Regions from separate parts of the Homo sapiens genome. Here region 2 is linked to region 1. A link is a loop called in an ENCODE intact Hi-C map of the cell type or tissue named here. Cell type or tissue: mammary epithelial cell. All regions are shown on one strand. Each heading gives the region's core, and the rest is flanking DNA. Links, peaks and the distances in the headings are about the cores only. Region 1 overlaps NPLOC4 (NPL4 homolog, ubiquitin recognition factor). Region 2 overlaps AATK (apoptosis associated tyrosine kinase).

Region 1 (15,138 bases), core at 4,455-12,454:
CCTGAGTCCCCCACGACAGCACCCTTCCCAGGGTGCCCTAACAGGTTCTGTAATGCAGAATTCCCAGACCCTCCTTCAATCCTAGCCCAAATTCCCAACCCTTCCCTTAAGCACTCAACCCAAGCAACAACTTAGGAAAATAAATCTGACTCGGCCGGGCGCAGTGGCTCACGCCTGTAATCCCAGCACCTTGGAAGGCCGAGGCGGGCGGATCACGAGGTCAGGAGATCGAGACCATCCTGGCTAACACGGTGAAACCCCGTCTCTACTAAAAATACAAAAAAAATTAGCCGGGCATGGTAGCGGGCACCTGTAGTCCCAGCTACTCGGGAGGCTGAGGCAGGAAAATGGCGTGAACCCGGGAGGTGGAGCTTGCAGTGAGCCAAGACAGCGCCACTGCAGTCCAGCCTGGGCGAAAGAGCGAGACTCCGTCTCAAAAAAAAAAAAAAAAAAAAAAAAAAAAAACTGACTCAACTAATTCACTTGTAAAATAGTTAACATGTATTAATTATTAACATAATTAACGTGTGAAAGATGCCTATCACCCTCAAAAAGTATATTCATTTCAAAAATCAATCTAAATGCACCTTAAATCAAGGAACTGCAGGCTGGGCAACACAGCAAGACTTCATTTCTACTAAAAATTTAAAAATTAGGCCAGGCGCAGTGGCTCACGCCTGTCATCCCAGCACTTGGGAGGCCGAGGTGGGCGGATCACGAGGTCAGGAGATCGAGACCATCCTGGCTAGCATGGTGAAACCCCATCTCTACTAAAAATACAAAAAATTAGCCGGGTATGCTGGCAGGCTCCTATAGTCCCAGCTACTCGGGAGGCTGAGGCAGGAGAATTGCGTGAACCCGGGAGGTGGAACCTGCAGGGAGCCGAGATCGCGCCACTGCACTCCAACCTGGGCGAGAGCGAGACTCCGTCTCTAGGGAAAAAAAAAAAATTAAAAATTAACTGGGCGTGGTGGCGCACGCGTGTAGTCCCAACTACATAGGAGGCTGTTGGGGTCGGATCACATGAGCCCAGGAGTCGCACCAGTGAGCTATGACTGCACCACTGTGCTCCAGCCTGGGTGACAGAGCAAGAACATGTCTCAAAACAAACGAACAAACAAAAAAAAAAACACAAAAACCCGGCAAACTCAAGAATATGCAGCAAAGTGCAAAAACTTCGCAGTCAGCTTGAACACTTTTCTTTCTTTTTTTCCAAATGTTTTATTTATTTATTTTTGTAGAGATGGGGACTTGCCATGTTGCCCAGGCTGGTCTCAAACTCCCAGTCTCAAGGGATCCTCCTGGCTCAACCTCCCAAAATGCTATGATTACAGATGTTGTAATCCCAGCACTTTGAGAGGCCAATGAGGGTGACTCACCTGAGGTCAGTTCAAGATTAGCCTGGCCAACAAGGCAAAACCCAGTCGCTACTAAAAATACAAAAATTAGCCAGGCGTGGTGGTGTGCACTTACAATTCCAGCTACTCTGAAGGCTGGGGCACAAAAATCGCTTGAACCCAGGAGGCGGACGTTGCAGTGAGCCGAGATTGCGCCACTGCACTCCAGCCTAAATGACAGTAAGACTGTCAAAAAAAAAAAAAAAACCCGTTTTGCTTTTTTTTTTTGAGATGGAGTTTCACTCTGTCGCCCAGGGGAACATCCTTGTCCATATATACATATACATATATATATATATTTTTTTTTTCTTTTCTTTTCTTTTTTTGAGACAGAGGCTCACCCTGTCACCCAGGCTGGAGTGCACTGGCACAAACTCAGCTCACTGCAACCTCCGCCTGATGGGTTCAAGTGATTCTCCTGCCTCAGCTCCTTGAGTAGCTGGGATTACAGGCGCCCACCACCATGCCCAGCTAATTTTTATATTTATAAAGAGATGGGGTTTCGCTATGTTGGCCAGGCTGATCTCGAACTCCTGACCTCAAGCGATCCACTCACCTGGGCCTCCCAAAGTGCTGGGATTACAGGCGTGAGCCACCACGCCCGGCCAAAAAAGTGGACTTTTAATGAGAGCACTGGCCTAGAGGAGAGCTCTGTGGAGGTCCTGATTCTGTTATGAGTTTTGGGGTTTGTGTTTATATAGTTTTATGCTGTTAAGTTGTTCAGAATTTTTACCATAAAAAGAAAGGAGGAATTTATATCCCACAAGCCCAGTAAGAAAGTCCAGTATAACTAAGTTAAGGATAAAAAGCTACCAAAAAGAGGAACAAAATATATTAACGAGGTGGTAATATTTACAGTACATACTGTCCCTGTTATACCTGTAGCCACTGCAGTAACAAACTTGGATCCAAAATGTCCGTCTGGAGAGAGCCGGCACATGTTGGGATGCTTGTTCTGGAAGTCTCCTGCAGTGATGCACTCTTCTGAACTTAGGAAATAGGTGTCCTAAGACAAGAGAAGCAGCCTATCAAATTTTACAGCATCATGCCAAAATATACTTCTATTTCTTCTTTAAAAAATAAGAACTAAGCCAGGAGCAGTGACTCACACCTCTAATTCCAGCACTTTGAGAGGTGGAGGCGGGAGGTCCACTTGAGGACAAGAGTTCGAGACCAGCCTGGCCAACACACCAAAACCTGGTCTCTACTAAAAATAAAAAAATTATCTGGGTATGGTGGTGCACACCTGAACCCAGGAGGAGGAAGCTGTAGTGAGCCGAGATTGTGCCATTGCACTCCAACCTGTGCAACACAGCAAGACTCTGTCTCAAAAAAATAAAAATAAAAAATAAGAACCAAACTATAAAACTCAAAACCACTTTGAAACAAGTATCTACAATTCCTAACCATTACCAATTCCTCATCTAAAACCACTCACGACTAGAAAGGCCAGAAGCACTATGCAAACCACCCCGCCATGGGCTGAGCCCTGAAAATCACTGCTTTATAAAGGTAAGATGGGTTTAGCTCTATGAGACCAAGAGATCCGGCCTTCATTGATCAAGAAGAACTTCTTGAAAAATAATGGGGCCTGAGGGCTGGGCATGGTGGCTCACACCTGTAATCCCAGCACTCTGGGAGGCCAAGGCAGGCAGATCACAAGGTCGAGATCAAGACCATCCTGGCTAACACAGTGAAACCCCATCTCTATTAAAAATACAAAAAAATTAGCTGGGCATGGTGGCAGGCGCCTGTAGTCCCAGCTTCTCCTGAGGCTGAGGCAGGAGAATGGCGTGAACCCGGGAGGCATTGCTAGCGGTGAGCAGAGATTGCGCCACTGCACTCCAGCCTGGGCAAAAGAGCAAGACTCCGTCTCAAAAAATACAAATAAATAAATAATGGGGCCTGAAAGCTAGAACCAGCGGTGCAAAGAGACCCTGATAATGCAGGCCAACACCATCTGTAACCAAGCCATAGGGCCACACGCACAGTCCTGTCTCCACCTCACCTTATTTCGACTGTAGCGGACGGTACCCTTTCGGGTATCTTCTGAGACGAGGTCTGTAAATATCCAGCCAACCTTAAAAAAAGGAAAGTAGCTTTTAAACATCTCCTCAAGATAGACGATGAATGGCTGGGCGCAGTGACTCACGCCTATAATCACAGCACTTTGAGAGGCCGAGGCAGGAGAATCACGAGGTTAAGAGATCGAGACCATCCTGGCCAATACAGTGAAACCCCATCTCTACTAAAAATACAGAAATTAGGCCGGGTGCGGTGGCTCACGCCTGTAATCCCAGCACTTTGGGAGGCCGAGGCGGGTGGATCACCCGAGGTCGGGAGTTCGAGACCAGCCTGACCAACATGGAGAAACCCTGTCTCTACTAAAAATACAAAATTAGTTGGGGTGGTGGCGCATGCCTGTAATCCCAGCTACTCAGGAGGCTGAGGCAGGAGAATCACTTGAACCCGGGAGGCAGAGGTTGCAGTGTGCCAGGATCGCGCCATTGCACTCCAGCCTGGGCAACAAGAATGAAACTCCATCTCAAAAAAAAAAAAAAAAAATTAGCTGGGCGTGGCCGGGTGTGGTGGCTCACGCCTGTAATTCCAACACTTCGGGAGGCCAAGACGGTGGATCACGAGGTCAGGAGATCAAGACCATCCTGGCTAACATGGTGAAATCCCGTCTCTACTAAAAATAGAAAAAAATTAGCCGGGCGTGGTGGCGGGTGCCTGTAGTCCCAGCTACTCAGGAGGCTGAGGCAGGAGAATGGTGTGAACCCGGGAGGTGAAGCTTGCAGTGAGCCGAGATTGCGTCACTGCACTCCAGCCTGGCCCACAGAGCAAGACTCTGTCTCAAAAAAAAAAAAAAAAAAAAAGATAGATGATGAATGTTTTCTGGCTTCTGCCCAGAGAGCTTAAAAAGAATGTTCTCAGTCAGAAACTCCTTTTTGTGAGCCAGGTGAATCTACATCAACAGGTTCCTCAAGTAAGATGCCAGGCCACACCCAGGGATCTCCATCTCTGTTCAGTAGAAACTGGCCACCCTCCCTCTGGTGCTGCTGGGTTAGAGATGAGTTTCCTCAGCACCAGCTCTGCCCAGCACCATGCTGGGTGCAAGAGACACAGCAGTGAGTGAGACCAACAGAAGGTGAGTGAAAAAGGCACTTAAACTCCCAAGAGGAAGACAGACAACAAGCAAGCAAATAAACATTTCAGAGAGTAGGTCTTTCCTGACAAGCTAAGAAAAAGGATTCCTAGAGAAAGGCACATAATACAAAAGGGGTAATATAATGCAGACTTCACACAGCTGCTCCTGGGAGCTCCACCTCAAGGCCGGAAGGAAGCATCTGAGGGTATGAGGATCTGAAACCTGTGACCCAGCAACCCCTGCACGTTCAGTGTAGCAGTGCCTGTGTGCTGTGTGATCCTTAGGCCCGCCTCTGCCTGTGAATTCCTGCACCAGAAGCCCGTCACGAGGCCACAGGAGCAGCAGTTGAGTCCCGGCAATTGTCACTTCTGTCCTCGGGAAGGATCTGCGGCCCATGACCCTCTCCAGCACTACCTGACACACAACTCTTCCCATCCACCCCCAGCAGACATGACTAGCCCACTGGGAGACTTTCACTGTCTTTAAAGATGCCCCAATGAATGAAAAACCCAAGGTGGTGGCAACAGAGAAAATGAAACTTAAAGGGTTAATTATGCAGTAAATAAAGCAAAATCAAAATCAAACTGAGAAAAATTAGGGCTTAGAAACTCATATTTTAGGCCAGGCACGGTGGCTCACGCCCATAATCCCAGAACTTTGGGAGACCAAGGCGGGTGGATCACCTGAGGTCGAGAGTTCAAGACCAGCCTGGCCAACATGGTGAAACATCGTCTCTATTAAAAATACAAAAATTAACTGGGCGTTGTGGCGGGTGCCTGTAATCCCAGCTACTTGGGAGGCTGAGGCAGGAGAATCACTTGAACCCGGGAGGCAGAGGTTGCAGTGAGCCAAGATCGTGCCACTGCACTCCAGCCTGGGTGAAAGAGCAAGACTCCTCAAAAAAAAAAAATAAAATAAAATAAAAAGAGAAACTTGTGTCTTGCAGAAAATTATTTAAGTAATTTCAAGATTATGAACTGTAAGATTATAACAAATTAGGTCAAAAAATTGGACCAATCTCTTTTAAACAAGAGAACTTCCAGAATTTGAACCCAAATATGCCCCTAAATCAAGATGCTGACTCCTTGTTAGAAACAGGATGTTTCTTTCCTAAAGACAGTAAAACTGTGTGGACTGCTCACTGACACTACTAGGTTTTAAGTCACATTTGCAGTCTCACCCGCTTCATCTGTAGAGAAGATTAAATAATCTAGAGATTATTTTTCATGGTCTGAGTTGATTAGGAAATAAAGGATAAAACATACTTATTAACATTAAACTCGTAAGATATGTTCAAATTCATGGCTCTACATTAATTTATTAAAATTGTTCCTGGGAACTGTATCAATGTCAGATAAACCAGATCAATAGAATAAAAAAGGAAATCCTTTTCTCATCTTCTAACTGTTCCATGAAACTAGGAAGAATTGTAGGCTCAGAGAGCTAAATTATAAACAGGAAATTAAATGATGATTGATGACGGAGCAGCAGAAGCTCCAAGTGCATGGCACAGAACATGAACACTGTCAATGGAATGTCAGCCTTGACTGTCCTCGGCTTCCAAGCTACATGAAGGGAGAGCTCAGGCAGAAGGGACACACATGCACAGAGGAGCCAGCAGGGGTGCGGCTGGGGTCTGTTTCCCACTTGAAGCAGTCCTCATGAAGTGTGGCTGGAAGGCTGAAATATAACAGCCAGATCTGCACTGGGATTTTTTTTTTTTTATGCTCAAGAAAATGTTCTCATTTTAGTTTAAGTCAGAGGAACATAAAGGTTATTGGTGCCCAACAAACATATGTGAAGTTTCAAAACATATAGTGCCTGCACCTGACCTTGTGCAGCCGGAGAGAGCCAGTACCCGACACAGCCCGGCCACTCTCCCAACTCCCCCTGGCCTGGATGCCCAACAGAGCCTGGCCACGCCCCCTGCTTGGCTGCCGGATGCCTCAGTACCTTCCGCAGGCCAAGTTTGGCAGCAATTTCATCGACCACTTCAGCTTTTGGATCCTCAAGAAGCTCCAAGCTGTTCTGTGTACCAATCTGCAGGGAATCAAAGGGAGAAGATGGACTTAGAGCAGAGGGCTCAGGAAGCAGCACCCCAAGCCCTTCCACTTCCAGCTCTAGGTCACAAGGAGTGCTGGGGGCCTCCTTGTCAGAAAGGAGAACTATAGCCACAGATAAAACACATGCGACACGCCTCCCGGCTTCTCTCCTTCTCGGGTTGTGCTGCACCTTTTACCAGGGCTGCAAAACATGTGGCATGCAGGGCCCAGCTGATGTGTGCTGCACAGCTCTGCATCAGGAGCACTCAGGACTAAGGCAAGGCAAGGTCTACACACTCTGCCTGTTTTAAAAGTTCCTTCATCAGGGAATTAAGTTACTTTCAAACTTCCTTGGATAAGTAGCTTCACTCCAAACAGGTTTGGCTAAATTAGGCAAGACTCAAACTGTAAGGTAACATCCATTCCCACAAAACAGCCTTGGAAAATCTGTGTGCCACTCCTGCAGAGACAATGCTTGGCTTCACAGCTAAGATACTCAGTTACAGGGACACTATGAACTCCACAGAGAGCGATGAGCTCACCAACCCTAAGGAAGGGAAAAGGTGTTCAAAAATCAACCACCTCCTTTCATCTGGCACAGGGCAGTCGATGAGTTGTAGCTTCGACTGGCTCCCATGCAACTGAAACCAACCACAGCACATCACTTCCCAGAGTGGACCAAGCTTACCGAAATCATTAATGTTCACTTAAATGTAGCTTGCGGGTCATTCAAAGGTATCATTCTATGCAGAAACCCCAGCCATAAGAATAGGAAAGGTAAAGGTAATCTCAAATTGAGTTACAGTAACTGGGCATATCCTTGTAAATTAGTGAAAATCTGGCAAACCACAAAGAAGTTTACGTTTGCTGGGTATTACCCATATGGAGGTCATTAATACCTCCAGAACGTAGGTTAAATCACAAACTCAGAGAAAAAGCTAAGGAAAAGGAGTTGTTTAATGACATGTGGCAGCATAAGCTGCATAAGCAAATTTTTGTGTGTGTATTTTTAGTAGAAACGGGGTTTTGCCATGTCAGCCAGGCTAGTCTTGAACTCCTGGCCTCAAGTGATCTGCCTTGCCCCTACAAAGTGCTGGGATTATAGATGTGAGCCACCACGGCTGGCCTCAATTATACTTTTAATAGAACCGTTGAGCTCTCCATGAAAGAGACCCTTTAAAAAAACTGAATCTGAATACTGTGTGCTTCGAAAAGCAGCATCCTGAGTACAGCACAGTGACCTAAGGGTTGAGACTTCACTGGCGGGGTCTCTACTGCCATCTAGTGTCTCTTTTTAAAAGAACCATGGCAAAGGCCTCATGAAACACTACATCTATTGCTATACAAAGATACCAAAAATGTCACTGAAAATCCGTATAAATACAGCCAAGAAAGACACACATTTGTGCAGGGGCCACTAGCAAGCCTGTACACCAGCTGTTACCCATGCATAGCCTGCAGTTTCAGACTCTGATCAGCAAACTCTGAAAGCAGCTGCAGGGCACCCCAGCCTGCCTCCCAGGCAGGTTATCTAAATAGGAGGCTAGCCATCCGGTGATCTCCACAAGACAGTGTTAGGTGGAAAAAGTGCACATATTATACGTACAAAGAAACAAAGAAGGGGGATAGTATGAATGTGCGTGCATGCATGCGTGTGTGTATGTGCTTACACTAAAAATGTCACATACAAAAAAAACAAAACTAGCCAGGCTCAGTGGCATACACCGATAGTCCCAGCTACTTGGGAGAAAGAGGTAAGAGGATCTCGCTCAGGAGCGAGACCTTGTTTCAAAACAAAACAAAACAAACAAACAAACAAACAAAAAACAAACTTTTGCCAAGCACAATGGCTTATGCTGGTAATTCTAGTACTTTAGGAGGCCAAGGCAGTAGGATCACTTGAGGCCAGGAGTTTGAGACCAGCGTGGGCCACACAGAGACCCTCCCTGTATAAAAAAAAAAATTAAACAATTAAACAATTAAAAAAAAATCAGGCCGGGCGCAGTGGCTCACGCCTATAATCCCAACACTTTGTGAGGCTGAGGCGGGTGGATCACGAGGTCAGGAGTTTGAGACCAGCCTGACCAACATGGTGAAACCCTGTCTCTACTAAAATTACAAAAATTAGCCAGGCGTGGTGGCGGCACCTGTAATCCCCGCTATTCAGGAGGCTGAGGCAGGAGAATCACTTGAACCCGGAAGGCGGAGGTTGAAGTGAGTGGAGATCATGCCACTGCACTCCAGCCTGGGTGACAGAGTAAAACTCCGTCTCAAAATTAAAAAAAAAAAAAAAAATCAAACTTCAGGAAGTCCAACTAAAAAGATTTAGGCTGAGCATGGTGGCTTATGCTTGTAATCCCAGAATTTTGGTAGGCTGAGGCGAGTGAACTGTGTGAGCCCAGGAGTTCCAGACAAGCCTGGGTAACATGGCGAGATCTGTCTCCACACACACTATATATGTATATACACATACATACATATATATGTATATATACACACACACATATATATATACACACACATATATATACACACATATATATACACAAATACACACACACACACACACACACACACACACACACATATAAAAGTCAGACATGGTGGTGCACGCCTGTAGTCCCAGACACTTGGGAGGCTGAGGCAGGAGGATTGCTTGAGCCCAAGAGGGCTGCAATTGAGGCTGCATTGAGCCATGATGGCAGTACTGCACTCCAGCCTGAGCAACAGAGTGAGACGCTGTCTCAAAAAGAAAAAGGTTTTAAATTCTAGGGGCTACCTATAAAGGAAAGCAGGGTAAAAGGAAATGAATATACCTTGTTTGTAAACATGACTTTGGAAATGTGCACTTTTTTTTTCTTTTCTAACTTTTAAAAATATTTCTGGCTGGGCACAGTGGCTCCTACCTGTAATCTCAACACTTCAGGAGGCCAAGATGTGAGGGTCACTTGAGGCCAGTAGTTCAAGACCAACCTGGGCAATATAGCGAGACCCTGACTCTACCAAAAATTTAAAAACTAGCTTGGCATGGTGGCATGCACCTGTAGTCCCAGCTACTCAGAAGGCTGAGGCAGGAGGATCGCTTGAGCCCAGGAGGTCAAGGATGCAGTAAGCTATGACTGCACAACTGCACTCCAGTCTGGGCAACAGAGCAAGACTCATCTCTAAAAAATAAATAAATAAAAATTAAAAATTTCTAACATACAGCTAATTTAAAGAATTTTACAGTGAATACTCATATACCCACCACTAGATTCACCATGAACATTTCCTATGCACTATCTGTCCCTCTAGTCACCCATCAATTCATTTTATTTTTCTATTGGATTTCAAGTGTATTACAGACATAAATGTACTTCTCCCTAAATAGTACAGCATGCATATCATTAACTAGCATTCAATATTTGCTTACTTTTTTACTTTTGCAATAAAATGTATGTAAAATACACTACATCATTATACATAATTACAAAACAAATTGAAATTTATATAAATATACACACACAGCCCAATTCCCAAAAACCAGAAATACAATGTGTAACTAGTTGGTGGCATAATCATACCGAGAGGGCCTTCCAATGACTTCCAAGCACAGTGACTAGATGTGCACACACCCTGCGGGATATACCCTCAGGACACTTCTTTCCCCTCCAAACAAATCTTAAATTGTTATCAGTCCTATTTTGGTGGCAGTTTTTGTTACTCTGGTGACACTCTGGTGATTGGTGCTGAGGTGTGTCTGTGGCCTTCTCCATGGTTCCTAAGACAGTGACTGCTGCATGGTGGAAGAGACACAGAATGACACAAGGACTGAGCACCTGGACACTACAGAGTCAATGAGCAAACCTGGACACAGCAGACGAGATAAAAACACTGGATCAATAGTGGCAAATGTACCGGTTGTGTAAGAAAATATCCTTATCCTTAGTAACATACACTGAAGGTTTTAGGAGCCATGATCTCACTCTCCAATAACTCAGAAAATGTTGTGCACGTGCACCGGTGTGTGACAAAGGGGGAACAAACAACAAAGCGAACAGGGCAAGGCCTCTCCGAAAGGGCGTCCCCCACAGCCTCCAAACACAGAAACTCAGGAACTTGAATCCCGTCATGTTTACCTGAGGTGGCTCATAAATCGCAGCCACTTCAGCCCTGATGCCAAGGGGAATGTCTTTGTGCTCCGTGTACCGTCCGTATAAGTACCCAAAATGCTGGTTCCCTGTCTTTCTCCAGAAGTCAAGAAAGCGGTCAGCGACGGTGTGATTCTCAAACATGATATTGTCCACATGCCTGTACTTCTGTAGAGTTAACAAGAGTGGGCTGATGAAAACATGCCATCAAAAAGAAATCACTTGTTTTTCTAACACAAACCATTCATAAATATCTTTTACCTAGTTCTTTAAAAAACAAACCAATAGGGTGTGATGGTGCATGCCTGTGGTCCCAGATACTCAGGAGGCCGAGGCTAGAGGATCGCTTAAGCCCAGGAGTTCAAGTCCAGCCTGGGTGACAGAGTGAGACCCCTTGTATCTTAAAAAATAAACATCTGGGCTGGGCGCAGTGGCTCACGCCTGTAATCCCAGCACTTTGGGAGGCCAAGGCGGGCGGATCATGAGGTCAGGAGATCAAGACCATCCTGACCAACATGATGAAATCCCGTCTCTATTTTTTTTGTATTTTATAAAAATACAAAAAATTAGCCAGAGCCAGGCGTGGTGGCGGGCGCCTGTAGTCTCAGTTACTCGGGAGGCTGAGGCAGGAGAATGGCGTGAACCCGGGAGGTGGAGCTCGCAGTGAGCTGAGATGGCGCCACTGCACTCCAGCCTGGGCGACAGAGCAAAACTCCATCTCAAAAAAAAAAAATAAATAATAATAATAATAATCTGCTATTCTATTTAAAAATAAAAACAATAAACATTACTTAAGAAAAAAACCAGTCAGGCACGGTGGCTCATGCCTGTAATCCCAGCACTATGGGAGGTGAGGCAGGCGGATCTCTTGAGTCCAGGAGTTAAACCTCAAAAATTATTCAATACAGTGAAACCCTGTCTCTACTAAAAATACAAAAATTAGCCAGGCATGGTGGCTCATGCCTGTAATCCCAGCTACTCCGGAGGCTGAGGCAATAGAATCACTTGCACCTGGGAGGCTGAGGTTGCAGTGAGCCAAGACTGCACCACTGCAATTCAGCCTGGGCTACGGAGTGAGACTCTGTCTCAAAAAAAAAAAAAAATGCTCTGCCCTTTAGACCACTTCAGAGTCCAGTGGCGGGACACGGGGTTATAGGAGGATGGAGATGGGTTTCATCTATCAATAAATTCAAAATAATTCCATTGTGATTTAACCTAAAATACAGGTTTTCACAATCTCTAGGGCAAAAAACAAACACATTTTCTTTTTTTTTTTTTTTGAGACGGAGTCTCGCTCTGTCACCCAGGCTGGAGTGCAGTGGCGTGATTTTGGCTCACTGCAACCTCTGCCTTCAGGTTCAAGTGATTCTCCTGCCTCAGCCTCCTGAGCAACTGGGACGACAGGCGCCCATCACTACGCCCAGCTAATTTTTTGTATTTTTAGTAGAGATGGGGTTTCACCATATTGGCCAGGCTGGTCTTGAACTCCTGACCTCAGGTGATCCGCCCACCTCAACCTCCCAAAGTGCTGGGATTACAGGTGTGAGCCACCTTGCCCGGCCAAAATAAAGTAGTTTTCAAGAAGAAAAAAGGAATAGAGAATAGGAGGTTTCCAAAAAAGTCGAGGAGGCCACGGAATTCTCTCTAAGGAGCCGTTTTCTCTAAGGGCACAGCGGCAGGAGGAAGGCGAGGCAGGCTACTCAGAGGCGGGACAAGGACAGCAGAACATCCAGAAAGGCCGGAACGCTCCCTCCTTCCTGAGCCACATTCTCTCCTTAAGCCAGCCTGGACAGGTGCTCAGAGCTGGTCCAAGGGGTGCCCCTTTACCAACCTTCAGAGCCAGTTTCCTCACAACCACTGAGGATTTTAAATAATCATCAGGAACATTCTGCCTCCATATGAGCCAGCAAAACAGAGAACTGAGGGCGCGCACTCCATATCTCCAAGAGCAAGAAGCCTTAAAAATGATATATTCAGTGTACCACTTCCACAAAAGGATCATTCAGTCCATCAAAAAGTACTGAAAATCCACCACGCATAGTGCTAATAGCATTCCACTCCAAGGGGCTCTTCTGGAAATATCCGTTTCTCAGCCATGAAAACAAATCTAGACAGACAGGGAACATCTCACCTGTCTGTTCAGCGTGATGGCGCTCGGCTGGCACTTAGTACAGATGCCATTCGGCCACGGGAGGTGCCCCTCGCACCCTGACTTAATCTTGCAGCTGATGTTCTCCAGGGCAACAAACTTCCCCCTACATAGAAGAGAAGCAACTTAAACATCACATTGGTGAAAAGTTGAGCAAGAGGCTGGAAATGACATGCTAAGTATCTTATACCTCCTGAACAGTGTCTCAGGAGCTAAGCACGTGGCAGCAGCAGGGAAGATGGGCTAAGGATGATTCTAATGGAAGCTCTACCTACAGTTCCAGCACATTCCGAATCCCAGCTTCTGTCCCACATACTTCAACCATACAGGAACACACAACTACTTTCCTACCAAACTGTGGTGTTTTTTACCATCTATCACTAACATCCGAGAAAGCTTTCAAGAATACTGTAGAATATCTACTGATCTCACCTGTGCCACTGAGCGGGCATGAGGCTCCTACAGGTTTCATTAAATTGTCAGAAACTTTGACATTAGCCCAGTACTTAGATATTTGTAAAAAATTCTTATTCATGGGAAAAATCTGATTAGGATATATAATTAAGGCATCTTTACTCTGCTTTAGGCTAAAATAAAAACTACTGTTGAAGACTGTCAATGAGAAAATCCTGGACCCTACTCTGAACTTTTTCTTTTTCTCCAGCTTTATTGAAATATAACTGACAAAAAAAAAAAAAAAAGAAATCTGTATCTTTAAGGTAGACGTGAGGTTTTGTTTTTCAAATAAAAACGATATATTTACAGTGTACGAAATGATATTCTGAAACATGTCCACACTGTGGAACGGCTAAATTGAGCTAATTAACATATGCATTACCTCACATACTGATCATTTTTGGTGGTGAGCCATTTTTGGTATCATAGCATCTAGGAAGCAAAGACTCGTCACTGAATCTGCATGCTAACAGCAGCCACAAACACGCCCCCACTAGAGACTGTGTTCCTTGACCTAGACTGAGAAAGGCTGACCAAGTCTCTTTCACTACAATCAATCTGCACCCACTCCTTAGTCCAGAGAGTTCCACAGCTTTCCCCACTGACAAGCAACAGTGGGTTTCTAGCAGGTTTTTTCTTCTGGTCTAACATTTTTAAAAAGTCATTTTAGGATGTCAGCAGGTTGTCAGAGAAAAGCTACAATCAGGCGAATATGACATCCTTCACAAAATGTTGCTGACTTCAGTTCAGCCACCATCTCCTCGTTGCACTGACAGGAATTATAAAATAATAGCTGAAGCCTGCTACTTTCTGGTAGGGTGTACAGAGAGCCAACAGGAGAAGGTCATACAGGCAAGGGCTTGCCATGGCTTAAAAGAAATCAAAATGCTCAGTTCACCCCTTTCTGGCCACTGTTACCACCTCTGCCCACCTGGCTGAGCCTGTGGGCAACTACTGTGGTACCATGAGGATTAGTGGCTGCAGCCCCTGCTGTGGCTGAAAACCAAGCTGACTCAGAGGCCAGGCTCTGGGGAAAGGGTTACCAGGCACTGAGGTGGGGAAGCTGAGATTCTCACAGGGTAGTTGTTTTTCTGAAAAGCAGAGAATGAACTCAGACCACAGAATCAACAGGCCACCATCACAGATGCTAACTTGCTGGGGTGGTGTGTGTGGGGACAGCCTCTGTCTGATACTGCACTGTGGCCACGCAGCCAGGCGCCTGCACAGTCGCTCTGCCTTGCTAGCTCCCTTCTAGAACCAGGTTGGCCAGGCGAGGTGGCTCACACCTGTAATCCAGCACTTTGGGGAAACCAAGGCAGGAGGATCACTTGAGCCAAGGAGTTCTAGACCAGCCTGGGCAACATAGTGAGACCCCATCTCTTAAAAACATATATGAGTACATAAAAAATAAATAAATAAATATAGAACCACGGTAACTTTCAAAGGCGTGTGACCCCTTCTCATCTTTACTTCTCTCATTCACACGTTCACTGGCTATAAGCAACAACTGCCAGCTACACAAAAAGGAATTTACGCACAACCAGGTTACAGCAAGTTGCTTACTTGTCAGCCCCTCCAGTCAGCTTCCGGATGTAGGCGTGGAAGGACATGTGCTTCACGGGAGGCTCGAGATGGTTTAGATAGTCCTCATCGAATGGCTGCCAAGACACAGAGTAAGCGAGTGCAGTCTCACACGTGCCGGTCACTCCAGGCGCTGAGCCTCTGCTACGCACAGGGGGAGGCCAGCAGCATGGCCTTGGCAAGTCAAGGCCCACAGTGAAAGCAGGTACTAGGGTCTCCCTTACCACTCTGA
Region 2 (15,138 bases), core at 2,906-10,905, 460 kb before region 1:
GGGCAGGGGAGGGCACACTGACCCGCTGGCTCTATCCCCTGGGCCTGCCCCGTCCCACCGCACCCAGCTCCAATCCATGCCCTTCCCTAGGAGCTTTCTGTCCGGCTGCCCTCCACTTGGCCCTGGAGATTTTCCGGCCACCCCCAGTGCCTTTTGCCACTGAGCACCTGCAACTTCTCAGCTCCCAACACCCCTCAACACCCCATCTCCTGGCCCAGCACACCCCCAAAGGTGTTGTCATCTCTACCCCACTGGACGAGCCAAGAAACAGGGTCAGTGTGGGCAGGGCTGCCCGAGGTGGCACAGCTGACCTCACCTGGCATGCTCTGCCAGGGCTGCAGGCTAATGGGGCATCTGGGAAGGCTGCCTGGAGGTGGCGTGAGCTAGAAGACAGTGAGGGCAGCCTAGGCTTCCTGCTCAGGTCTCCAGGTTGTTCCCCACACACGAGGAAGAGGGAACCAGGACGGCTTGGAGTGAGGACCAGACAGGGCCGTGGGGACAAGGAGGCAGGGGGCGGCCAGCAAAGCAAGACCTGGGTCACCGGGGAAGGAAACCAGCTCTGCCGCATGTGGAGACGAGCCAACGGGTAGGGCCGTGAACAGATGTCATCCCAGGCGAGGTTTCCAGGATGTGCGGGCGTGCGTGTCATGCGTGTAAGGACACCCTGCACACCGGGTAAGCCCCGCTGTGTTCTCATACCCGAACGGCAGGAACACAGGCAGGGGCTCACGAGGCACTCAACAGGCCCCGCCCTCCAAAGCAGCCAGCGCTCTTCGGAACTGCAAGTTGCCATGGTGCCCATCTCCCAGGCTCCATCTGGTGCCCGCCTGGCATCAGTCCACACCCCTCTAACACCTTCGCCCATGCCCTCCTGGCCCCTCTCCTGGCGGGCCCTTCCCTCATGGGACACACTGGATGAGTGAAGGAACCTATCTGTGGCCTTTTGGGGCCAGGATCTGGCCTCCTGTCCTCAGAGCCAGCAGAGCCCTGGGGCTGGACAGGCCACCTGCTGGGCAAAGAGCAGCCCCAGGAGGCCCGACCTCAGCCTCCCCCTCAACCTCCCCTTCGGAACCAACCTCGGCCACCCTGGGCTCCCCTCCCATGGCCCCATCCCTTCCCTGGTCCTCCCCCGAATGGAGGCAGCTGGCCTCAGCCTTCCCACCTCCAGGACCCCACCTCAGCTACCCTGGGCTCCCCCCAGCAGGACGCCATCCCATGCCTGGTCCTTCCCCGCACTGAGGCAGCTGGCCCTGGGGCACAGCCCTGCTGTGAGTTCCCCCTCCCCTCTAGAAGGCCCAGGTCCCAGTGCTGGGCGGCCATGGGGGGTCATTCAGCACCACGTGCTGACTCAGTGGAGGGCAGAGGTGGGCAGGGGCACCAGGCAGGCCTGCCCATGAGCACAAGGTTGTGTCCCTGAAGGTGGATGTGTAGGGGTGGGGGACTGTCCACACAAGCCAGCCAGAGCCAGAGGGTTGCAAGGAGAGACGGCACACCTAGGCTTTCAAATCCACAGAAGCGGTCAGTTTCTGGAGCCCCTACCAGTGCCCAGAGCAGCAGAAACCACAGCGGTTCCCATCTGAGGGTCAGAGCGGCTGTCCGAAGCTCCAGAGACCCTCCCTCATCAGAATCACTACCACCCTTGCCGGGCGCGGTGGCTCATGCCTGTAATCTCAGCACTTTGGGAGGCCAAGGCAGGTGGATCACTTGAGGTCAGGAGTTCGAGACCAGCCTGGCCAACACAGCGAAACCCCATCTCTACTAAAAATAAAAAAATTAGCTGGGTGTGGTGGCACAAGCCTGTAATCCAAGCCACACAGGAGGCTGACACAGGAGAATTGCTCGAACCCAGGAGGCGGAGGCTGCAGTGAGCCGAGATTGCACCATTGCACTCCAGCCTGGGTGACAGAGTAAGACTCCGCCTTAAAAAAAAAAAAAAAAGGAATTACTACCACCCCACTTTGCAGATGAGGACACTGGGTCCCGTGGAAGCGAGGTGGTTTGTCCAGGACACCAGTGCGCCCAGCCCTGTCCTCGTGGCCACGAGAGGACCCTGGGCAGAGGAGGGGGGGTTCCCACAGTCTCTCGGCCGCAGGCTGATGCCTCCCTCAGGCCCACCTGCTCTCGGCCACCCTGGCACCCACAGCCGAGTGCACCCACCGCCGCCTCTGCATTCCTGGAGCCTTCTCTGTGCCCTCATCAGAGGCACCTGCTACCTGGGCCCCGCTGGCTGTCAGCTTGTAAGACAGACCAGGCTCTGACCCCAGATGCCAAGGGCCAGGACTAGTGCCCTGGGAACCATGACACTTGTTGTAACAATCCAGCACACAAATGCCCACGTATGTGCATGCATGAAAACACATGAAACACACATGCACACACACCTCATGACAACGCGAAACATACATGCACACGTAGCATGCATACAACCATACGTGTGACCATGTGCACACACTATACACAGGCCAAGACATGAACGTTCATGCACAGACATGCACACACACATATGCATGTGTATATATCACACGTGTGCACACCCATACCCGCACAGGCATATACCCACGTGCACATACACACGGGCACACGTGCACACAGCCACACGCACACATCCACACGCACGCACACATCCACACACACGCAGACACCCACACGCGTGCACACACCCCCACACACGTACACGCACCCACATGCACGCAAACCCACACCCACGTGCACACAGACCCACACCCGTGCACCCGGACCCACACCTGTGTGCACACACGCGGACACATACGTGTGCACACAGACATACCCCACACACACATGCACACATACGCGCACGCCCACATGCACACACACACTTACCCACACATGCGTGCACACACACACACACCCCCACATGCACACATATCCACCCACACGCACATACCCACACACATGCACAGAGACATACCCACATGCACGTGCACACCCACCCACACATGTGCACACATATCCACACACGTGCACACATACCCACACATGCACACCCACACATACCCACGCACACACACTCCCATGGACACACGGGCACACGTGCACACACACCCCCACACGTGCGTGCACATACCCATACACATGCAAACACACCCACAGATGCATGTGCACACACACCCACCCACATGCACACATGCATGCACACACACCCTCGTGCAGACACAATGCACCCACACACGTGCACATACACGTTCGCGTGCACACACGTGCACACATACCCCCACACGCACATACCCACACACGTGCACACCCACACGCACAACACACACACATACCCACACACATATCCACACATCCACACATACCCACACACATATCCATACATGCACACCCACCCACACACACCCAAGCACGCAGATACCCACACGCGCAAACCCACACATGCGCGCACACAGATACCAACACGCGCATGCACACCCACATGCACGCACACACCCATGTGCACACAATACCCACTTGCGCGTGCACACCCACGTGAGCGCACACACACCCCCACGCGTGCAGATAACACGCACACATGTGCACACATACCCATACACGCACACACATATAACCACACATGCGTAGACAGATACCACACGTGTAGGCACACACACATGCACACCCCCCACACGTGCGCGCGCACCCACACCCACACGTGCGTACACACGCATGCACGCACCCCACACACCCACACGTGTGCACACCCACAGGCACACACACCCGCACATGCAAACATGCACACACATGAATGCACACATGTGCACACACATCCCCTGGCTCAGTCCCCACTACTGGCCTGCTCAGTAGGTATCATCATCCTCACTTTACAAGTACGAAAACTGAGGCTCAGTGATGTCACAAGCACACCCAAAGGGTGGCCTGGCTCTGCCAGCTCCACTGCCCTGCTCCAGATGCCATGCCTGCCCCTCCACAAGCCACGTGGGAGGCCCCACTTATCTCCTTGGGACCAGCCCCCACTAGCAGGTGGGGAGGCCTCTGTAGGGTCTGCTTGCCTGTCCCTCTCATTAATGCCGCACTCTTCCCAAATACGAGAAGGGGTACCTGGGACCTCAGCCCAGAAACCCGTGCCCAGGAAGACACAAGTTGCACACGGCTTTGTTTCTGAAACTTCTTGAAAGCCCATTTAAACCAGCATCCCACTGTTCAACCCTCTGCTACCACACAAGCTGCATGGTGTCCCCCAGGCTCTTCCAAGCCCGGCCCTCTGCTGCCACACATGCTGCGCGGCCCCCAGGCTCTTCCAAGCCTGGCCTGGCCATACCGCGGTCCCTGGTCCTCCCGCAGGCCTTATGAGAGCCCAAGTAGCTGCACTGAAAGGTCACTTCAAAGCACACCCTCCAACCCTGGTGACCCCTGCTGATGCCCCAGCCCTCCACTGCGCTGCTGAGGCTGTGCCCCTGGCCATGGTGAGAATGGGGGCAGTTCTGCCTCCTCTGCAACTGGGCTGGAGGGTGCCTATGTGAGCCTGCAGTGGATACACCGTGACACCAGCATGCACACACGTGTCCAGGCTGTGGCTTCTTAGGCCACTGTCCACACAAGGAACCAGGGCCTCACCCATGGTGGGTAAAATGCACCAGGACTGTCACAGCCCATGAGTCCTCTGTCCACCAGCCTTGTCCACTGGCCCTGAATCAGCCACCCTCAGGACCCCCAAAGGATGACTCTATTTCTTTTTGTTTTAGAGATGGGGTCTGTGTTGTCCAGATGGGAATGCAGTGGGGTGATCACAGCTCACTGCAGCCTGGAACTCCTGGCCTCAAGCAGTCCTCCCCGCCCAGCCTCCCGGGTAGCTGGGATGATGGGTGTGACAGGCACGTGCCACCGGGCCTGGCTGGTGACTGTTTCTACTGTTCCTGCTGCGTCTCCTGGTGTGCACTCTGCCGTGAGGGAAGGCAGGGCCTTCACCCCCACTTGCTTTTTTCGTATCAGTGCTCAAGACACTATCATTCCCATTTATTTACGTCACACTTAGGCACTCCTTTTCATTCCAATGAGCTGTAATGTGTTACTGTAATTGTTTAGTTTGATTCTCAAATTGCCCCAGATTTGGTAAGGGGGCACCTGGTGTATGCAGAACAACGGCTCCCAGAGCTGTCCACCTCCCGATCCTCGAAACTTGAGACTCTGGGTGCCTTGCATGGCAAAAGGAGCTTTGCAGGCGGGATTTAGGTAAGGACGTGAGGCGGGGCCATTAGCCCGGATTGCCAGGCAAGCCAGGGTCATCCCGAGGGTCTTTGGATGAGGGAGGCAGGAACTGGAGATGAGAGAAGTGACTGCAGAATCAGAGACCGTGGGGCCGGGGGACCGTGGGGCCGTGGGGACCATGGGGCCGTGGGGCCGTTGAGCTGTGGGGCGGTGAGACCGTGGGGCTGTGAGCCGTGGGGCCGGGAGACCGTGGGGCCGTGAGCCGTGGGGCTGTGGGGCGGTGAGACCGTGGGGCCGTGAGACCGTGGGGCTGTGAGCCGTGGGGCCGGGAGACCGTGGGGCCGTGAGCCGTGGGGCTGTGGGGCCGTGAGCCGTGGGGCCGTGGGGACCGTGAGCTGTGAGCCGTGGGGCCGTGGGGCCGTGGGACCGTGGGACCATGGGGCCGTGAGCCGTGGGGACCGTGAGCCGTGGGGCCGTGGGGACTGTGAACTGTGGGGCCGTAAGCCGTGGGGCCCATGAGCCGTGGGGACCGTGGGGACCATGGGGACCGTGAGCCGTGGGGCCGTGGGGGCTAGGAGCCGTGGATGCAAGGGGCTGGAAAGGCCAGGGGTGGACTCTCCCCAGAGCCCAGCCTCCACCACATTGACTATAGCCCATGAAAGTGACTTTCGGCCGGGCGCGGTGGCTCACACCTGTAATCCCACCACTTGGGAGGCCAAGATGGATGGACCACCTGAGGTTAGGAGTTCAAGACCAGCCTGGCCAACGTGGTGAAATCCCGTCTCTACTAAAAATACAAAAAACTAGCCGGGCATGGTGGCGTGTGCCTGTAATCCCAGCTACCTGGGAGGCTGAGGCAGGAGAATTGCTGGAACCCAGGAGACGGAGGTTGCGGTGAGCTGAGATTGAGCCACTGCACTCCAGTCTGGGCGACAGAGACTCTGTCCCCCCCAAAAGAAAAGAAAGTAAGTGACTTTCAATTTCTGACTTCCAGAACCTACGATAATAGACTCCATGAAATCTGTAATCAGTGGCCACAGGAAACTCATGCAACAGCCCTTCCAAGGGGCTCCCCAGCAAAGCCTCTGTGGTGTCTGCCCCCAACCCCTGTGCCTCCTGGGACACAAGACAGGCCCAGCAAGGGTGGGGGTGCCATGGAAAGCTTGGTGGCTGGGCAGGTCCCCAGAGGGCCGCCATCAGTCCTCAAAGACATGCTCAGATGCAGTGGCTCAGGCCTGGCACCAGCTGGTCCCAAGGTGGGGTGGTGAGGGTACATCTGCTGTGCACACGTGGCTGGACGCGCTGGGGGCAGGTCCAGGTCAGCTTCAAGGACTCTGCCCAGGCTAACCCTAGAGGCCTCTAGTGCCAGCAGTTACTTACTTTTTTTCTTTCTTTCTTTTTTCTCTCTCTTTCTCCCTCTCCTTCCTTCCTTCCTTCCTTCCTTCCTTCCTTCCTTTCCTTCCTTCCTTCCTTCCTTGATAGAGTCTCACTCTGTCACCCAGGCTAGAGTGCAGTGGCATGATCTCAGCTCACTGCAACCTCCACCTCCCCAGTTCAAGTGATTCTCCCACCTCAGCCCCCCAAGTAGCTGGGATTACAGGCACCTGCCACCATCACCCTCGGCTAATTTTTGTATTTTTAGTAGAAATGGGGTTTCACTATGTTAGCCAGGCTGGTCTCAAACTCCTGACTTCAGGTGATCCACCCACCTTGGCCTCCCAAAATGCTGGGATTACAGGCATGAGCTACCAGGCCCGCTCTTTTTTTTCTTTTTTCTTTTCTTTTTTTTTTTGAGACAGAATCTTGCTCTGTCACCCAGGCTGGAGCGCAGTGGTGCAATCACGGCTCATGGCAGCCTCAAACTCCTGGGCTCAAATAATCCTCCCACCTTAGCCTCCCAAGTAGCTGAGACCACAGCCTTGCACCACCACACCCGCTAATTTTTACATTTTTTTGTAGAGACAGGTCTCACTATGTTGTCCAGGCTGGTCTCAAACTCCTGGGTTCAATCAATCCTCCCGCCTTGGCCTCCAGTTTCAAAGTTAATGTCTATTTGGCCATTGTCCAGCTCTGGAGCATTGGCTCTGCTGAGAGGTTGGGGTGGGAAGAGGCAGAGCCAGCCACAGGGAGCTGGCAGGGGACCAAGAGCAGGGAAGAGAAGGAGGTGCTTGGGGTGGAGACACCCCCACAACAGGCTGCCGGCTTTGAGTCAGTCCCACCCTCCTGGGAGTGGCTTCTCACCTGTGAGCCTCCCTGAGCAGTAAGGACCCAGCCCCACCCCCGCCCCAGCCAGCCAGCCTCCCTGTCCCCGTCCCCCAAAGTCCACTTGACTTGTAACCACCCTATCCACGGAGGTGTGGACGCATCATCGGCGTGACCCTCACGCCCACCAGGTGGCACTCTCAGCCATTTTACACACGCAGTGGAAAGGACAGGAGGCTCCTGGGACTCTGGGCCACACACAGAGGAACAGGGAGGCCAGCTCCAGGCACAGCGTGGCCTGAGCTCAAAACACAGGCGTGGTCCAGGATGGCGCCTACTCAGCACAGAGCTGGGGGATCCCAGCTTGGGGTGCTGCCGTCCGCAGCGTTGCCGGCACACGGCCTTCCCTCGAAGGCCACGGGAGAGTTCCGAGAGTGGCCTGGCTGAGCCTGAGAGTGGCCCCACAGCCCAAGCCCTTGGCCACACCTGGCTCGATGAGCCCCCACCCCCGCAACGTGCACACGTCCCAGGCGGAAGCCGCCTGCAGCAGCCCCAGGTCCCAGGCAGCCTGTGCGGGACCCTGGAGTCCCAGGACACGTCACCTGACCTGGCCCAGCTTCTACAGGGCTGTCCCTAGGACCGGGTGCTCACTGCAGCACAGGGTGGCCCTGGTCAAAGCCAAGAGCTAGTAAGTTTTCTGTGTTGGGTCCAAATGCACTTCCCCTCAACCCCATCCAGCTCTGCCTGGGGCCATGCAGCCCCCACCCCTTGTGTCCACGCAGCCCCTGCCTCCCGTGTCCACGCAGCCTCACTTCCCCCAGCCATGCAGCCCCCACCCCCCGTGTCCACGCAGCCCCAATTCCCCCAGCCATGCAGCCCCGCCTCCCGTGGCCACACCTGGTCCTCCAGCCTCCTCGACCCCTCTGGCTTCACAGCCTCTCTCCTCAGCACGTCGCCCCACAGTTAGCAATCCCCACCCCTGATGAGGCCAGGACTGTGTGGAGTCCAGGGGCCCCACGGTGGGTGGCCATGGGGTGTGATCCCCACGGGGTAAGGCGAGGCCTCCACTCTCTCCACCCACACTGCCTCTTCTGGAACCTTGGGCCCTGCCTGCCCGGGGCTCCAGGCTCTGCTCACCCGTCGGGTGTGCCTGGCATGCATGCCCCGTGGGTGCGGGCGTGACCCCCACATGCTAGCTCAGTCTGAGGTTCCAAGGCTCCCAGCCATTCCCCCCACAACAGCAGGTGCACCCAGGGTGAGCACGGTGCCCAGGGTTGCCCCTGCATGCTTCCTCCACCCAAGCTGCCTTCCTGCAGGGACGGGTGGCCAGGGTGGCCAGCACATAAGGTGTGGCTCTCTGCCCCCACCCCTGTCCCCGCTCGGCCCTTCAGGAAGCTTCCTGCTAAGTGGCTAAGTGCACCCCTCCAGGAACTTGGGGCTCACTCCCCTCCCCGAGGCAGCCTCTTTCACCTTTTGTGGCACCAACAGCCAGCGTCTCTTGCACAGACCCAGCCTGGCCCACACCTCCCAAAAATGCCCCCAAAATGTCCCCAAATCACACAAACAAATGGATCAGGATCAGCAAAGCTGCAGATAGGAGCCTGGGGGTAAAGGTCAAGGCCCCTTGTCCCAGCCCCACACTGCCCTCCCCATCGCTCTGTGCTGGTCGGGTGTTCACACCTGGGGCAAGGTAGCCAGGACCCTGGGGAGAGGGTGGCCACATCATCAGGGAAGAGCAGGCCTGTGGGTGGCCGAGAGGACACAGTGGCCCCTGGAGGCACCCCCAGGCGGGGCCGCTGCAGCTGGGACAATGGAGGGGCAAGGGGGCCGGGCAGGGGGCCCGCAGGAGCCCACAGGGCTCCCTTGAGAGCCGCCCACCCACTCTCAGTGCCGCACCCCCGGCCATTCACATTTCCAGCGTGGGAGGAGTTCGCCTTCACTGTTACTAAAGCTTCTGTCTTCATCAAATCCACACCGGAGAGTGTGGCAGAGTCTGAGAGCCCAGCTCGCTCCTGTGAATCACAAGCTACGAAGTCCAGCGTGCTGGTGCCCATTAAAGACACTGCCTTAGATGAAGCTCCCGGGTGAAAGAAGCTAACAGCGTGGAAAAAGAAAGCACAGACAGGAAATCTGCCCTTCCAGCGTCAAAAGCTACAATAATTAGAACCTCACAGTGCTGGGGCACAAACCCACCAAAATCTGGGCCTGGCCACGCAGAGGATTCCACACTCCATGAAAAGCCTGACTTCAGGCCGGGCGCGGTGGCTCACGCCTGTAATCCCAACACTTTGGGAGGCCGAGGTGAGTGGATCACTTGAGGTCAGGAGTTCGAGACCATCCTGGCCAACATGGTGAAACTCCGCCTCTACTAAAAACACACAAATTAGCCAGGTGTGGTGGCAGGTGCCTGTAATCCCAGCTACTCAGGAGGCTGAGGCGGGAAAATCGCTTGAACTCCCAAGGTGGAAAATGCAGTGAGTCAAGATTGTGCCACTGTACTCCTGCCTGGGCTATCGATAGAGTGAGACTCCATCAAAAAAAAAAAAAAAAGAAAAAGAAAAAGAAAAAAGAAAAAAATAGCCTGACTGCATAACTTCAGATTAAATGATTCTAAGATAGATTACAGCATCTTAAAAGAAAATAGGTAAATATTAGATTTCTGAATGGAGAAGGATTTGTAAGCTAAAAGCAATGGAAGGGATCGCAAAAGAAAATATTGAAGGCTTTGGCTCCGTAAAAATGTCTGTTCCGGCTGGGCACAGTGGCTCACGCCTGTAATCCCAGCACTTTGGGAGGCTGAGGTGGGCAGATCACCTGAGGTCAGGACTTTGAGGCCAGCCTGACCAATATGATGAAACCCCGTCTCTACTAAAAATACACAAATTAGCCAGGCGTGGTGGCATGCTTCTGTAATCCTAGCTACTCGGGAGGCTGAGACAGGAGAATTGCTTGAACCTGGGAGGCGGAGGTTGCAGTGAGCGGAAATCGTGCCATTGCACTCCAGCCTTGGCAACGAGAGCAAAACTCCATCTCAAAAAAAAAAAAAAAAAAAAAGGGTGTTCGATAAAAGCCCTCAAATTAAAGGCACACAGCGAACCGAAAAAAGCAATTTACAGAAAATATGTCGAAGAGCTGATGTCATGACTACACAGAGCACACAATCAGTAAAAAATAACAAATACGTTAAGACCCCAAACATAAACAAGACTGAGCGCGGTGGCTCACACCCACAATCCCAGCACTTTGGGAGGCCGAGGCAGGCGGATCACTCGAGGTGAGGAGTTCGAGACCAGCCTGGGCAACATGGCCAAATCTCTTCTCTACAAAAAAATACAAAAATTGGCCGGGCGTGGTGGCGGACACCTGTAATCCCAGCTACTTGGGAGGCTGAGGCAGGAGAATGACTTGAACTCAGGAGGTGGAGGTTGCAGTGAGCCAAGATCACACCATTGTACTCCAGCCTAGGCAAGAGAGCGAGACTCCATATTAAAAAAAAAAAAAAAAGAAAAAATTAGCTGGGCGTGGTGATGCACACCTGTGGTCCCAGCTACTCAGGAGGCCGAGGTGGGAGGATCACTTGAGCCCAGGAGGCGGAGGTTGCAGTGAGCCAAGATTGAGCCACTGGACCGCAGCCTGGGTGACAGAGAGAGACCCTGTCCCAAAAACAAAAACCACAAACAAGCAAACTACGTGAAGTCAGCTCACAAATGAGGAAATACAAATTGCCCAACCCGGCAGGGCACGGTGGCTCACACCTATAATCCCAGCACTTTGGGAGGCCGAGGTGGGTGGATCACTTGAGGTCAGGAGTTTGAGACCAGCCTGGCCAACATGGCGAAACCTTGTCTCTACTAAAAATACAAAAATTAGCCGGGCATGGTGGCAGGTGCCTGTAGTCCCAGCTACTCGGGAGGCTGAGGCAGGAGAATGGCTTGAACCCAAGAGGTAGAGGTTGTAGTGAGCCGCCCAGATCGCACCACTGCACTCCAGCCTGGATGACAGAGCAAGACGCTGTCTCAAAACAAATAACAACAAAAAACCAAACTGCCCAATCCGTGAGAAAATGTTCAGCCTTGATCATAAAGAAATGCAAAATTATAACATGTCCAGTTTCCAGACAGCGGGAGTTTGTAGAAGCCAGTAAATCAGAACCGGCTGCCCAGGCCGTTTGGTGGATGTTAAATCAGAACAGCCTGTGGACCTGCCTTCTCTCCAGCCAAGTAATTCCATGTCTGGAAATTTACACTAAGAAAATAACCTAGAGGGCACACGCATCCAGAATAAAAATAAAGTAAGGAATGAGAAAGTGAACGCCGCAGACGGAAAAAGCTATTTGCACAAAGATGTTCATTGCAGTGGTATTTATAAGAGCAAAAAAGAGGCCAGGCCTGGTGGCTCCCGCCTGTAATCTCAGCACTCTGGGAGGCCGAGGCAGACAGATCACGAAGTCGGGAGATCGAGACCATCCTGGCTAACACGGTGAAACCTTGTCTCTACTAAAAATACAAAAATTAGCCAGGCGTGGTGGCAGGTACCTGTAGTCCCAGCTACTCGGGAGGCTGAGGCAGGAGAATCGCTTGAACCCGGAAGGCAGAGGTTGCAGTGAGCTGAGATCTCACCACTGCACTCCAGCCTGGGTGACAGAGCGAGACTCCATCTCAAAAAAAAAAAAAAAAAGTAAAAAAGAGCCTAAATGTTCAACAGTGAAAGAATGATGAAATAAAAACAATGGTATATCTGCAAAATAAGCCATAAAAAGTGAATTTAAGACTATGTTTTAGGCCTGGTAAGGTGGCTAACATCTGTAATCCCAGGATGCCAAGACTGGCGGATTGCTTGAACTTAAGAGTTTGAGACTAGCCTGGCCAGCATGGCGAAACCCCATTTAAAAAATAAATAAATAAAATTAGCCAGGCATAGTGGCACACACCTGTGGTCCCAGCTACTCCGGAGGCTGAGGTCGGAGGATCGCTTAAGCCCAGGTGTGGAGGTTGCAGTGAGCTGAGGTCATGCCACTGCACTCGAGCCTGGGTGATGGAGCAAGACCCTGTCTCAAAGAAAAGAAGGTGTTTTAAACAAACGGGAAGATATCAATGACGTTATGCTAAGGAAAAGAAGCAGGACGTGCAGGACTCCCAGGACCAGGGCATGAGGGAAACGTGTCATCGTGACTGTAGGGCCTGGTGTATAGACAGATGTGCATATACATATTTGATGAGCTTTGACGTCTCATATACAGATGTTAGAATTAGTGAAATTACACACGGTCACCATGCGCCGTTTGGTTCTCTTCCTTCTACCCTCAGTAAGGGTAGAAACAAGCAGGACATATAACTATTTACAAATCCTGATCACAACTTTGTCAAAAAAAAAAAAAAAAAAAAAAAAAGAACAGAAGAAAGCTGGGAAAAAATACCCCAAAGCGTGAAGAGTTTGTCTTGGGAGGTAGAAATCCAGCTGGTTGCATCCTGTACTTGCACGTTTTCTACAACAAGCATGCACTGCATTTAGAATCAGACGATGTATGATTGTATTTGATTATCACTCAAACCTGATCCCATCACTGCTGCCCTTACAGAGCCGCGCTGGACGCAGAATGGCCACCTGCCCTGGGGTCTCCGTCCACTCTCTGCTGCCCCCACCACGCTCAGCCTCCCACTTGCTCCTCCACCCTGACATGCTGTCCCAACACCCCCGGCATCTTGCAAAGCGCCTGATGTGGTCCTTGGAGGAGCCCACCCCCGTCCACAGGGACCCTTCCTGCTCAAGACCACAGCCCAGGCCAGCTCACAGGGAACGTCCGCTGGACCAGTACCAGCCTCTAGAACGACCGGCTGGACTTGAAGCCACACATGGCTCCGGGATGAGGTACCTGGGGATGAGCCCCGGGGGTTCCCCCAATGGAAGGCACTGGATACAGTGTGGGAGGGGACACCAACGCCCTGAGGTGCCTGCGGCACACCTGGGGCAAGGGAGGGAAGGAGCATACAGACACACGGGCACACACTTGCACACACACACACACGTGCTCTCAGACACATGCACACACACAAATGCACACGCTCCCACTCACGCTCACTCATGGAGATTCGCATATGCACACACTCACGCGCACACTCACGCACACACCCTTGCCTGTGTCCACAGTCCTGCTCTGAGCCAGCGGGGCCTACCCGAGTGTCCAAGGAGCAGATGACCCTGCTAGTGAGGAGCTTGGGAATAGCCCCCAGTTGGGCAGTTGGCGAGGTGTCCCCAGGTGAGGGAGACACGGAGACCGGGGGTGGAGGTGCCTTGGCCAGGCCAGTGATGGGGCAGCGACCCAGGCTCTGTCCTGGGAGCACCCTGGCCGAGCTCTGGGTTGAATGCGTCCCATGACTGGTGAGCAAAAGGGATGGCCATCCCGAGAGCTGCATTCCGGGGCCGGGGCAGCCCCGCCAGCCTCCTCCAGCTTCTGGGCACCCCCTCCATTGTCCGCAGCCCACCCATCCCGGGCTGGACCCTCCTCCCCTGAGCTGGTGCAGGTTCCCTTCCCTGACCCCAGCACATCACCCACCACCACAGCCTCCAGCCCCGTCACCAGGCCCAGTGGCCACCGCCCACACCCAACACCTCCATCGGACTGCCCTGGAGTTTCCCAACCACACACAGCTGAGGCTAGTTCCCCATGCGGTCCTGCCTCCTGCCCTCCCCGGCCTGTGGGAAACCTAACCCCTTCCCCCACCCTCACACCCCAGCCCCCTGAGGAAACCCAACCTCCAATCCCTTGTCTTCTCTCCACATCCTCCAGCCCCTCACAGGCCTCCAACCTCCACCCCAAGGCACTAGCCCAGGAGGACCCTGCTCACGCCTCCCCGGGGATCTGCAGCGTCACCCACCATGGCCATTCCTGACCTAGATCACAGCCACTTCTAAAAGCACTGCCCGCGGCACCCCCAGCCCACCCTGGGCTTGGCTCCCATGGCCGTGGGCTCACAACAGCCCTGGGTGCCTGGAGCCTGTGCCCCCATGAGCTCTGCCCCCTGCTCACGCCTGTCCGGGCTCTCTGCTTGTCCAGGGTTTCTTCGGAGGCAGGGCCCAAGGCACAGGGTACTCAGGAACCCCCGCTGCAACGGCAGTCAGCCCCCATCAGCCCAGCCTCAAAATGCCCGGTGCCTCAGTTTCCCCAGTCTACCTGGAGGGGCATGTCCCTCTGGTCCGACAGCTCAAGCCCCTGAGGAAGGTGAGCAGCTGACCCATGAGGAGGGCCATGATTTTTTTAATGGGAAATAACAAGTGAGTCCTCATGCTGCCGTGGGACCACTGCGGACCAGCCTGGTGCCTCTGGCGGGGACAGCACACAGCTCTGTGGATACTCGGTGTCCAGACAGGCAAATCCAGACACAGAAAGTGCGTGGGTGGCTGAGGGGAGGGGGATGGGGAGGGACCACTGATGGGTGCGGGGCTTCCTTCTGGGCTGATGAGAATGTTCTGGAACTAGAAGCAGTGGTGGTTTCCACACCTTGGTGAATGTTCTACAAGCCCCTGAGCTGTTTGCTGTAAGATGGTTATTTTGTGTTATGTGAATTATACCTCAATACATTTTTTTAAGTGAACAGTTTGACATCCCTCTGTCAACGCTGGGTGGGGACAGGCGCCCCACTCCCACATTCTAGTGCTCCCCCCCAATCCTAGGACTCCCCCATCCTAGTGCTCCCACCCCATCCTAGGGCTCCCCCTGATCCCAATGCTTCCCCCATCCTACTCCTCAGTACCCCCGGCAGCTCACTGCCCATT

Evidence for each region. Hi-C counts contacts between places; a loop is a spot of excess contacts. Peaks named below come from ENCODE experiments on the same cell type or tissue, not always from the same donor. Only the 100,000 strongest peaks of a DNase experiment are listed, where the experiment ranks them.
Region 2: a loop joins it to region 1, with 10 times the contacts of the local background. A loop is called at or near these places in 6 of 110 quality-filtered maps.

Annotation. Positions count from the first base shown.
Region 1 is chr17:81,593,840-81,608,977 of GRCh38, forward strand. NPLOC4 (NPL4 homolog, ubiquitin recognition factor) reads right to left here. Exons shown (of 17, transcript NM_017921.4): 6 at 14,889-14,983; 7 at 12,852-12,975; 8 at 10,709-10,888; 9 at 6,502-6,588; 10 at 3,406-3,477; 11 at 2,277-2,403. Among named protein-coding and RNA genes, the nearest start is that of NPLOC4, 36 kb to the right of the region's middle. RefSeq lists enhancers at 4,580-4,699, 7,587-7,746. In mammary epithelial cell, for the core only: a CTCF peak has its summit at 7,877 (motif pointing left); no DNase peak of the experiment used is centred there.
Region 2 is chr17:81,135,336-81,150,473 of GRCh38, forward strand. All of the region lies in intron 1 of AATK (apoptosis associated tyrosine kinase), which reads right to left. It overlaps LOC124904079 (a long non-coding RNA gene), which reads left to right. Exons shown (of 4, transcript XR_007065937.1): 2 at 1-272; 3 at 422-586; 4 at 711-1,782. LOC124904080 (a long non-coding RNA gene) reads left to right here and starts at 11,595. Exons shown (of 2, transcript XR_007065939.1): 1 at 11,595-13,233; 2 at 14,153-14,957. RefSeq lists a silencer at 7,456-7,505 and an enhancer at 7,772-8,272. In mammary epithelial cell, for the core only: a CTCF peak has its summit at 7,555 (motif pointing right); a DNase peak (open chromatin) is centred at 7,326.